2 separate regions of the Homo sapiens genome follow, and region 1 is linked to region 2. A link is a loop called in an ENCODE intact Hi-C map of the cell type or tissue named here. Cell type or tissue: heart left ventricle. All regions are shown on one strand. Links, peaks and the distances in the headings refer to the core of each region. The heading gives the core; the rest is flanking DNA. Region 1 overlaps SLC38A4-AS1 (SLC38A4 antisense RNA 1). Region 2 has its middle 170 kb from the start of SLC38A4.

The links. A loop is a pair of places that touch in the nucleus more often than their neighbours do. Peaks named below come from ENCODE experiments on the same cell type or tissue, not always from the same donor. Only the 100,000 strongest peaks of a DNase experiment are listed, where the experiment ranks them.
Region 1: a loop joins it to region 2, with 3 times the contacts of the local background. A loop is called at or near these places in 26 of 110 quality-filtered maps.

The regions. Positions count from the first base shown.
Region 1 is chr12:46,471,012-46,476,396 of GRCh38, forward strand. All of the region lies in intron 3 of SLC38A4-AS1 (SLC38A4 antisense RNA 1), which reads left to right. The region is part of intron 1 of LOC124902923 (a long non-coding RNA gene); the gene reads right to left. Among named protein-coding and RNA genes, the nearest start is that of SLC38A4-AS1, 90 kb to the left of the region's middle. RefSeq lists an enhancer at 2,812-3,011. In heart left ventricle, for the core only: no CTCF peak of the experiment used is centred there; a DNase peak (open chromatin) is centred at 2,830; H3K4me3 peaks cover 237 bases; H3K27ac peaks cover 2,327 bases.
Region 2 is chr12:46,654,336-46,659,720 of GRCh38, forward strand. No RefSeq gene overlaps it. Among named protein-coding and RNA genes, the nearest start is that of SLC38A4, 170 kb to the right of the region's middle. In heart left ventricle, for the core only: no CTCF peak of the experiment used is centred there; no DNase peak of the experiment used is centred there; H3K4me3 peaks cover 294 bases; H3K27ac peaks cover 1,613 bases.

The DNA of each region.
Region 1 (5,385 bases), core at 240-5,239, 180 kb before region 2:
CATATACCCAGTGCTTATTTGAAGCTCCTCTTGTATTCCTCATAGGCATCATAAATGGAATGCAGAGTTAGCCAGGACTGAAGAACCCTCAAAAAAGGCTGTGGAAGAGTCCCCTTGCTATTGCACTTCCCCTGATTCTTCTGACCCCAACCCTGGGCATGGTCACCATGGCTCATAGACATGAGTCACTGAGTGTATAGGTGTGGATCTGAGGGATTTTGGATTGGTTTCCAAGCTTGTTTATAGATTTGACTTCATAATGGTGATTTGTGTTTATTTCAGTGCTTGAGTCAGGAGGTTTGCCTGACATCCTGAAGACCAAGGTCTTCTCTGTGGAGAACTATCTAGCACATGTGACAGCTCTGAGAGTGTTTTTAAGAACAGGTTGATGTGTATGCTCTGTATTAATTTTTTTTTATAGATTTGAGGGTGTGTAGTCATCCATGCTCTTTTTGATCTTTGGATCTTTTGCTGCATTCTTAGTTAAGTTTGTAATCTACATTAATGGCAACAGAAGGGTAAACTGACTAAGAGGGTTATTACACACTGGTTTGTATTGCCAAGGGAGGCAGCACAATCCATTTTCCTGACGGTTTTGGCACGATCCTTCCTGGCACCTCAGAGATGGGCAATGTGATGTTATATACACTCTTGTGCTTGGTTATTAATCTGGGTGTTTTGGATGAACATAAAGTAAAACATGCAGGGAACCATTAATGTATTGTATGGGGAGGTGAGGTGGTAAATCATATCTCAGCTTCTCATCCATAGTGATTCATTGGGAACATTTTTCCCCATGCTTGGTTCCATGAGCAAATGAATGAAATTTCAGTCTCATGAAGATTTCCACCCATGAGCAAAATTTTATTAATTTTTTGCCTGTTCCAAATTACAAATTAGCTTTATTATTCTTGTTACTATTCAAATAGAACACCATACAATACATTCAGTTTCTCTACTTGATCCAATTTCTTTGAAAATTTAACAAATATAATCAAATAGACTAAGCATAACAATTTTTATCAAATTCCACATGGTATTTATTTGGATTGGTGTGTGTTATTTGGTAGGTCTCTATTTACCTATTTTGGAGGAAACCATTATTTCTTCCTTTTATTTTTATATATGCAATGTCCAATTTCAGAGTCTCATTTGCCTGTGAATTGAGAGAGTTCAGTGGACTCATGGAAGACTTGGGTTCTGGCTTTCGACTGCTTTTTTGCTTCCATGCATCTCTGATATTCTTACTCCTAGTAAAGATATCCTAGTAAAGATAACCTCCCACTAAGAGTCAGCAAACAATCAGCAGAAAAGATTGAGTTTCTCCCTTTCCAAAGCCAGTTAGTCAGTCAACAAACAATTCCTAAGTGCCCACCAAGCATTGAGCTCACCCTGGAGACACTGAGGCAGACAATCGTGATTGTGCAGAATCAGTTGGAACGAGGTTATCTGGATGGTGGTAAGGGAGACAGAATGAGAGGAAACAGAGGATTTGCACATAATTGATATTTTCAGTTAGATGAAAAAAATACATTTGAAGTTTGGGATTCAGCATCCCAAATCTAGAATAAGGGACCAGGAAGGCCCCTGCGTGCTTTATGAAGATCACTGATAGATTGTTACCGTGGGGCCCATGGGAGTATCAGCAGGAGGGCAAGCCACACAAAAATAGAAAAGAGAAAAAATGTCCCCAAAGTATGTATATAATTGCAGTTTTACACTTAAAAAATTTTTTCTATATATGCAAAGAAGGTATGTTTTAAAAAAGATTGATGATTGTTAGAGCCAGAAGTGACTTTAGGAATGCTTGGATTTAGGAATTTTCTAACTTTGGTGTACATCAGAATATCTTGGGAGTTTGTAAAAATAAATACCAATGCACAGATCCTAACCTGATGGCCAAGATCTGCTTTCCTAGGTAACTCTAAAATATACTGAGGTTTGAAAACCACTTATTAGTCCAGTTTTTATTTTACAGAGAAGAAAACTGGCATCCAGAGGGGTTAATATACTCACCCACGGTCATATCAATTCCCTTCCTAGTTTAATCTCTATTGGCTGTGTGCCCAGACAAGAAAAAAATGCATCCACTTTGGGAATTGTCCAGAGATAATTTTTTTTCCTGTCTTATGATAGAAAAGAAAGGAAATGTACAAGCAATTTGGGAAAAAATTACTACATATGTATTTGTGAGTATAGTTGCTAGACATATAGATATATATTGCAATCAGGTAGCATAGATTCAAGTTGCCCTGAATATACACTCCCCTTAGATATCTTTTATGGCTATAAAATTTTATGATAGATGAAACTATTAATAGATATTTTCTATTTTCTCATTTTTGCCTACAATTAAGAAAAAGATATTTATTTTTCGAACTATCCACGCCAGGGATTATACGGTGTTAGGCATAGTTAACTGAATTTCATCATCACCCCTAATATAGGTAAGTATGCCAGGCTTATTGTTTTAGATGAGGAAACAAAGAGAAGTGTCATACTTATCACATTAAAATATTAATAAATTTATTAGAATTATAATGGAAATGGAAAGTTCCTGACACTCTTGTTAGTGCTGGGCCTACAACCTCAGTTTTCATAAAAGATCTAGAGTTCAAGGTACCAAATTTTATCAAAATAAGTTTGGGTTTAAGTTCACCAACTCGCCTGTGGCCTACTCGTCCTTTCTGGCAATGATTAACACTAGTGTTTAATGCACGTTTTAAAGTGTGTTCTTTAAACTCTTTTACCAAACAGAACTTCCTTTTTATGTAATGAGTCAGCTCTCCGGGTATTTGTAGCCCGGGGAATTGCCTCTCCAGTGGTGGAGATACGGAGCCCAGCTGCCAGGGTAAACAGCCACTTCCTAATATAATTGCTCAGAAATGCTGGAGGAGAAAATGTAAGAAAAGAAATTGCTCTGTCTTGTAAACAGTCAACTGTGTTTTACAATAGCGTACCAGCACTCCAAATCATTCATCAACTTGAGTAACATGGCTGGATTTCACTGTTAGGTTTACTTGGTAGTCACATTAATCCTTCTCTTCTACATAATGTGCCAGATTTCTTTGATGACAAACAGTACACCAAGGGTCTAAATATGGTTTTAGGAGCAAGCTTTTAACCAGACTCAAACTTATCTCAGAGGCCATTTTCGCTTTCTCTCTTCTTGAGTGGGGCCAGAGCTCAAGTTTGACTCAGGACCATTTAGGGACTTTTTTCTTTATTTTAATTTTTCTAATGATATCATTACAAATTATTTTTTAAAATAGCAGTTAATTAAGATGGGAACTAAGCCAGAATCACATAATCATGGCCTGCAAAGAAGCTCCTAGGTTCATACATCAGTGATTTGAATTGTTCTGTTCCTCTCCGCAGGAGCAATGGTGCTGTTACCACTGTATGTGTGCTTTCTGTGCACACAAGAATGTTAAGCGTTCATCCAGAATTCATATTTATTTATTTATTTTTTCTTTTTTGAGACGGAGTCTGGCTCTGTCGCCCAGGCTGGAGTGCCATGGCTTGATCTTGGCTCACTGCAACCTCCACCTCCTGGGTTCCAGCGATCCTCTTGCCTCAAACTCCCGAGTAGCTGGGACTATAGGCATGAGGCACCATGCCTAGCTAAGTTTTGTATTTTTAGTAGAGACAAGGCTTCACCATGTTGGCCAGGCTTGTCTTGAACTCCTGACCTCAGGGGATCTGCCCGACTCGGCCTTCCAAAGTGCTGAGATTACAGACGTGAGCCACTGTGCCCAGCCCAGAATTCATATTTAGAGAAAAACTTTCGGAGGTGATTTCAACTGATCATTGATCAGTCTTCCCACAGTTGTATACTGTTAAGTGAGCTTTATGTGTATGTGAGTTGGCGGTATCTTCATTTAATTTGCTGGATATTGATATTTTTAACTTGTTAGCAGCTGTTAAAAAATTCAAAATGTGCACATACAATATGTTGAATACAAATATCCTTCTTTCTTTTATTTTCCAGCCATCTTATTCCTTTCCCAATCACTGTTACTCGTTTCTTATATATACTTATAGGGGTATGTTGCATATTTACAATCATATGCATATATAAGGATATGTGTATATATTTTTTAATACAGGTGATCGCATACTCTATACACTGTTCTGAACCATACTATTTTCCCCTTAACCATGTCTTGGAGATCTTCCCATCTCAATATTTAATAATATTGTCTTAATCTTCCACCATGGGACATTTAGTTATGTTTAATCTTTTGCTATTACAAAGATGCATTTTCATCTGTGGGAATATATTTATGGGATAAATACCCAGAAGTCAATTTCTGGTTCCAACAATATGTGTACTTTAAATTTTAGTGATTATTGTCAAATTGCAAAAGGTTACAATAATTCATATTCCCACCAGCAAAGCAAGAATGTGCCTGTTTCTATAAATACTTGCCAACACAATTTGTTAAATATTTTGATCTGCTTAAATTTACATCTTTTTTATTATGAATAGTATAGTGCCTATTTATAATCTAAGTCATTTGTTTTTTCCTTTTCTGTGGGTATTCCAATCCTTTGCCTTTAATTTTTTTTATTGATTTATAGTAGCTCTTTATTCAGGGAATAAATTAGTCCTTAGTTTGTCATGTAAAGTACAATTTCTTTTGATCTTACCTATGATGTTTTGAGGTATACAGAAACTTTTATTTTTTATGTAGTCAAATGCATTTAATATTTGATATTATAGCTTCTGAATTTTATGGAAAAATTTAGAAAGGCCTTTTCCACTTTTTTGAGGTTATGAAAAAATTCTTCAATCTTTTCCCCTCCTGGTACTCTTATAGCTTTATTTTTCCATTTTAAATCTTGGTGTTACAGGAAAGGGGTCCCGATCCAGACCCCAAGAGAGGGTTCTTGGATCTCACACAAGAAAAAATTCAGGACGATTCCACAGTGCAAAGCAAAAGCAAGTTTATTAAGAAATTAAAGGAATAAAAGAATGGCTACTCCATAGACAGAGCAGCCCTGAGGGTGCTGGTTGTCCATTTTTTTGGTTATTTCTTGATGATATGCTAAACAAGGGGTGGATTATTCATGCCTCCCTTTTTAGACCATATAGGGTAACTTTCTGACATTGGCATGGCATTTGTGAACTGTCATGGCACTCGTGGGAGTGTAAGCAGTGAGGATGACCAGAGGTCACTCTCGTGGCCATCTTGGTTTTGGTGAGTTTTGGCCAGCTTCTTTATTGCAACCTGTTTTATCAGCAAGATCTTTATGATCTGTATCTTATGCTGACCTCTTAGCTCATTCTGTGACTTAGAAAGCCTTAATTTGATGCAGCCCAATAGGTTTCAGTCTTATTTTACCCAGCTCCTATTCAAGATGGAGTTGCTCTGGCTCACA
Region 2 (5,385 bases), core at 52-5,051:
TTGAGGTTCCTCTGGCTGGGATGTCCATCCCCCTGACTTCCACACTGCTTGCACCTTCACTTTCCTTAGATCCTACTGATACTACCTTATTGGGAAAACTTTCTCTGGCCACTTTTTTTCAATGAGAACTCTATCTCCCCAAAATACTCCTTCCCTTTTCTCCTGCTTTATTATTCTCCAAAGCCATAATCTCCATCTAACATGGTATATACCTTTACACGTTTGCTGGCTTATTGTTGTCTTTCCTTCTGTCTTAGGTTGGATTTCCTAGAAACAGAACCTGAGAGAAGAATTCAGGTGCATATTGAGGGAATGCTCTTCAGGAAAACCTGTAAAGGGAGGGAATGATGCAGGATAGTGTGAGTGAAGCAGCCGGGCAAGGGTGTGCTTCCAGGGAGGTCTAGCCATGAGAAAGAATTTTTCCGGTGCACTAATTGCATCTGGAAGCAAGAGGCCCACTCTTTGTACCCTCCTTTCAGTCGTTGGCTGTGTGCTGAGTTCGGGGCATTGCGACTTCCTGGCTGAGGCAATGCCCTTGCACTGAGGTCAATTCTCTTTCGAATGGGACAGATGGGAGCCAACATGCATAGAAACTGGGAGCAGAAGTGTTGGCCATGTAAAAGGGACCCAAGACAGGCAACTAAATGACATCTAACACTTCCATTACAGTATAATCTCCATGGTATTTCAGACTCTCTGGTTTGCTTTGTGCTGTATTTCTAGCACACAGAACACAGCCTGGCACATAGTAAGTCTTCAATAAATATTTATTGAATGACTTAATAATCTTAGTGAACTAGTGTAATGTGTATGCCAGGGGACAAAATGGTGAATGAGACAGACATGGTCCCTGCCCTCGTGGAGGTATGGTTTAATGGGAATGCAGACATTGGCAATTTAAACACAGTTTGAACAGTTCTATCATGAGAAAAGCAGGGTGGGCTAAGAACACACAGTAGGGACACTTAAACCCCAGAATTTGGAAAGGGAAAGTACTACAAACTTTGTGGTATGGTGAAGGTCTGTGTTTTTCATTGTAATTATTCACAGAAAGCAGAGGGCACATTGATAAAGTTGGGAAAATATTTGCAAGACTGCAGAATTACTATGAAGATTCTAATTCAGTTTTGTTTCAGCCATGATTTCTGTCACAGATAGAAAGATCAAAGGTTGAACAACCTGAACCAGGACTTCTTACATTTGCCCCGTGGTCTGTCTGTTGTCCCATCTTCACAATGAGAGGGTTGAACTTGAATTTCCTTCCTCGGGTCTCTGGAGGGGTCTGGGTATTGGGCTCTGCCCATTCTGTGGTAGGAAATGAGGGAGTGCCAGCCAGTCAACTATTAGTGCCAGCCAGTCAGTATTTCCTGGGATTGAGAGATTCCCTTGGACATTTGAGAATTGGCATAGTTTTCCTTTAAAAGTATCAGTGTGGTATTTATTAGGTGGCTTAGTAATTAGGTCCATTTAAAAAAAGAGAACTCAGTTCCCCTGAGGATTTGATGATGCCTTGGCCTCAGTTGGTGCTTGGTAACCCCGGTAATCAATCAATTTACTTGTATAGTCTGGTCTGTCTAGGGGATTCTATACTGCACGGATGCAAACTGCCTTCCCCAATTTTTCCCAATTTGGTTTATACAGCTATGTGTAGCATCCCACATATTTGGGGGAATGTGTGTGTGTCTGTGTGTGTGTGTGCATGCATGCACGCAAGAGCTTGTGAATAGTTGGGGAAAGGCCATACGAGTTGAACTGGGGCAGTGTCTTCAACTACAGCATGACTGTTTTGGAGAGAGGATCTTGCTCTGCTGCCCAGGCTGGAGTACAGTGGCACAATCACAGCTCACTGCAGCCTCAACCTCCTGGGCTCCAGTGATCCTCCTGCCTCAGCCTCCCAAGTAGCTGAGACCACAGATGTGAGCCACCAAACCCAGTTAATTTGTTTTGTACTTTTTGTAGAGACAGGGTCTCACTATGTTGCCCAGGCTGGTCTCAAACTCCTGGACTCAAATGATCCTCCTGCCTTGGCCTCCCAAAATGCTCGATTATAGGTGTGAACCCCTGCGTGCAGCCTACAGCATGACTTTTAATGTTTGATAGTCATGTGCCTTTAGACATTTTCATAATTCATCCTGGAGAATGGTAAAAAATAAGTTTTGTTGAAATATAAAAAGGCCATTGAAATGTCACAGAGTGGTTTACCTAACAGTAAATTATATAAGGCCTGAAGGTAGGGGTGGGAGAGGGGATATTAGTCAGGAATTTCTAGTAATTTGAAGCCATGCAAAAACAACAATGTTCTCAGGCATTATTGTGTTTGTTGCTAACTTTTGGCCGAGCGATTTTGAGAGTTTTTAGCTCTTCCCAGTCTGGGCAGTCACATTGGGCTTGTCACTTCTGCCTCTCACTTGTGCTGTGTTCATGCCCTGGATGGGTGCTCTTGATTGGCTGCTGCCTTACCCACCCCTTGGCACAGCTGCCTTGAGGTCTGCCATGTTCATTGGGGCCCACTCTGCTAATTTATTTTGCCAGCTTTGTGCTTAAATTTCTTCTAGATTCAGAGCTTTGATTGAAGGAATATAATATGTCACAAAAATAGCTGGTTTCATTTACCAAATACTAATTTTTTGCAAGATGATAGTTCTTTAGAAGGAGATATTTCCTGAATGCTAGTTAGTTATAAAATTTGTTTTACATAAGTTTGTTGAATGTTGTAATATTTGTGAAAATAGAGGTGGGTGCATAATGTCATGGTTTGTTAATTGAATGCTGACCTAAATAACGATACGATGGTGTAATGGGAGGAGTCCTGGACTAGCAGGCAGGAAAGGTTAGCTCTTGGTACTGCTTGGTTGTGACCTTTGGCAATTCCCTTGACCTCTCTTGGCCTCAGTTTCTCTACAGAACTAGATAATGCATAAGGCTCCTTCTAACTCTATAAGCAAAGTTCTAAGTCTATGTAGCTGGAAAGCTTGCAAAATCAGCAAGGGTGTGTGTTTTTATTCACATATCTTAAACTCATCTCCTAGAACTTTGGGTCAAAATTGACCTTGTGAAAAATAAAACCAAACAGTTGAAGGCTCTAGCTTATCTGACACCCTAACTTAATTTTGATCAAATGTTGTTTTTATATGAAATAGATTACTAAGATAATAATATGCTTGGGTAAAAGGTATTGGCTCTAGACAAAGGAATTGTTTTTTTTAGCTCTGCCAGTTCTTATAAGGGAAAGCTGATATTTTCATCAGGAATGGGGTACAGTCTCCCTTGGGAGAGCTCAATGCCATGTAAGCCAACACATATATTGCCCCAGGACTTAAACAATTCTATGCTGGAGATAATCAGAAATATGCACATATTTCTTTTTTCTTAAGCAATACCCAACAAATTCAGAAAGTTGTCATATTTGAATTGTTTTCCTTTTCAGAGGAGGGATGTGCAATACTGAATAAGGAGAGAAATACTTTTCTAGGAAGTATTTTTCGTTTTTTGTTTTTTTTTTTTTCAGAAAAAAACCACTTTTGAGGCACAATTGTCATAAAATGTCACTTGTAGCATGAAGCAAATATAGAAACTCTGTCCCTTTGCAGATAGGACTGCCTGTTAAGTGATGGCCGGTCAGACTTACTTGATGACTCAGTACAGTGAGAGACAAGCATTAGAGCTGTTAGTTGTTACTAACACTAAGCAGAATAACAGAAAACAGGCAAAATAGGGTCAAGTAGAATTGTCAATTTTTGCCTTTCAGAGTCATTAAAGGGAAGAACTGGGGCTGAGTCGTTAGAATAGGTTAGTTGTTTGAGTTATTCCATCAATCCGAAATTAGAATTACCTTCATACCTTCCTTGCCTTTCCAAACTTCTGGGCCATGTCACTGAGAGTGGCCAGGACTCAGCTGATCTGCAGCAGGGAAACCACCCCCAATCTGTGGCTACTCCTATACTTAGGCTTAAACTGGACATAAGGCCATTTCATACAATTTCAGATGTTTGTGTTTTGTCTTTGCAACATGATATATATGGTTAAAATAATATAATTAATTTTTAATATTGTAGCTTATTGAAAGATAAAAAGTGAGCCTTGCTGCTTTTTTAGCTATTCTTTTGGACACAGCTACTACAAGAAGAGAAAATATTGGCAAGCCAGGGGTTAAGGTACTACAAGGAGGGAGCAATTTTCTCTCACCTCACGAGGAGGAAAAGACCCAATAATGGATTTTACTTCCCTCCTCGATGTATTAGATTTTACGGGAAATTTAACATGGTATGTCTTTTGTATCAAATCACAGAGTGAGGGCTTTTCACTTTGAGGAAATCCTATACACTAAAAAAGGAATTTAGCAGTTAGTAGGGTAAAATTCACACAAGCAAAAGTTTTATTACTTTACAAAAGGCTCTTTTAGTGAGCCAATCCCAGTGCTTTAAAAAGAACATGTTAAGTGAGGAGCATAAGCCTGTTTCCTGAGTAATGACTTCAGTTAAATTGACACACACATAGCCAAATGTTCTTTGTGCCTGGCAGGACCCAGGAGAAATCACCTAATTTATAACTATAATGCCCATATACACTGGCATCAAAATTTCCACCCCACTTGGATGCAAAATTGTACTTTAGTGCTCAAAAAAAATTTTTTTTCTTAACTGCCTCTATGCCTTTGTATAAGAGACTCTTGTAGCTAACACCTTTTTATTTATGAGAAAAACATTTGCAAGTCTTTTATTTTTTGTTTAATTTAGTTTTTACCAGAAAATAAGGGGCCGTGTACAGCATATTCATGGAGACTAAATTAACTAATAGGGTTTAACTGTCGGTTGAGTGTTCTGAGAAAATGTCTGGGAAATGAACTTATAAACAGAAGGCCAGTGTTCAGGGTCCCTAGAGAAATAATGATGGGTCCTGCTCACTGAACATTTTGTGCCTCAGAGCGGCCAAAAGTGGGAGAAGAGGGAAAGAAAGCGACTAAGTGTGTGGAGAAGTTGGAGTGGTGTTTTTACCAACGGTGTGCTCAGGATTTTTTTAAACAACGATATGTGCAAGTCGTTATTTAGAACAATGTACGAAAGCGTATAATAAACATATGTGGATGATTGGGGTTGGCTATTAAGGGAAATACAGAACTGATTTTCCAAATGCCTTGCAGACTGCCAGACTCTGGAATGCTGGTTTTAAGCTGCTCACAAGAGCTACTACCTAATTGGAGCTCTGTGTATCTCTGAGCTTACAACCCTGGGGGACTTTTAAAAAAACTGTTGTCGTTAGAACCTTCTATTTTGAACAAATGGGCTAGTAAGAACAAAAGTAGAAGTGTCTCTTGTACAAAAAAGAGAAGACTTAGCTTAGAAAACCTAAACACACTTAAAAAAAATACCAGGAGGCTTTGATTTT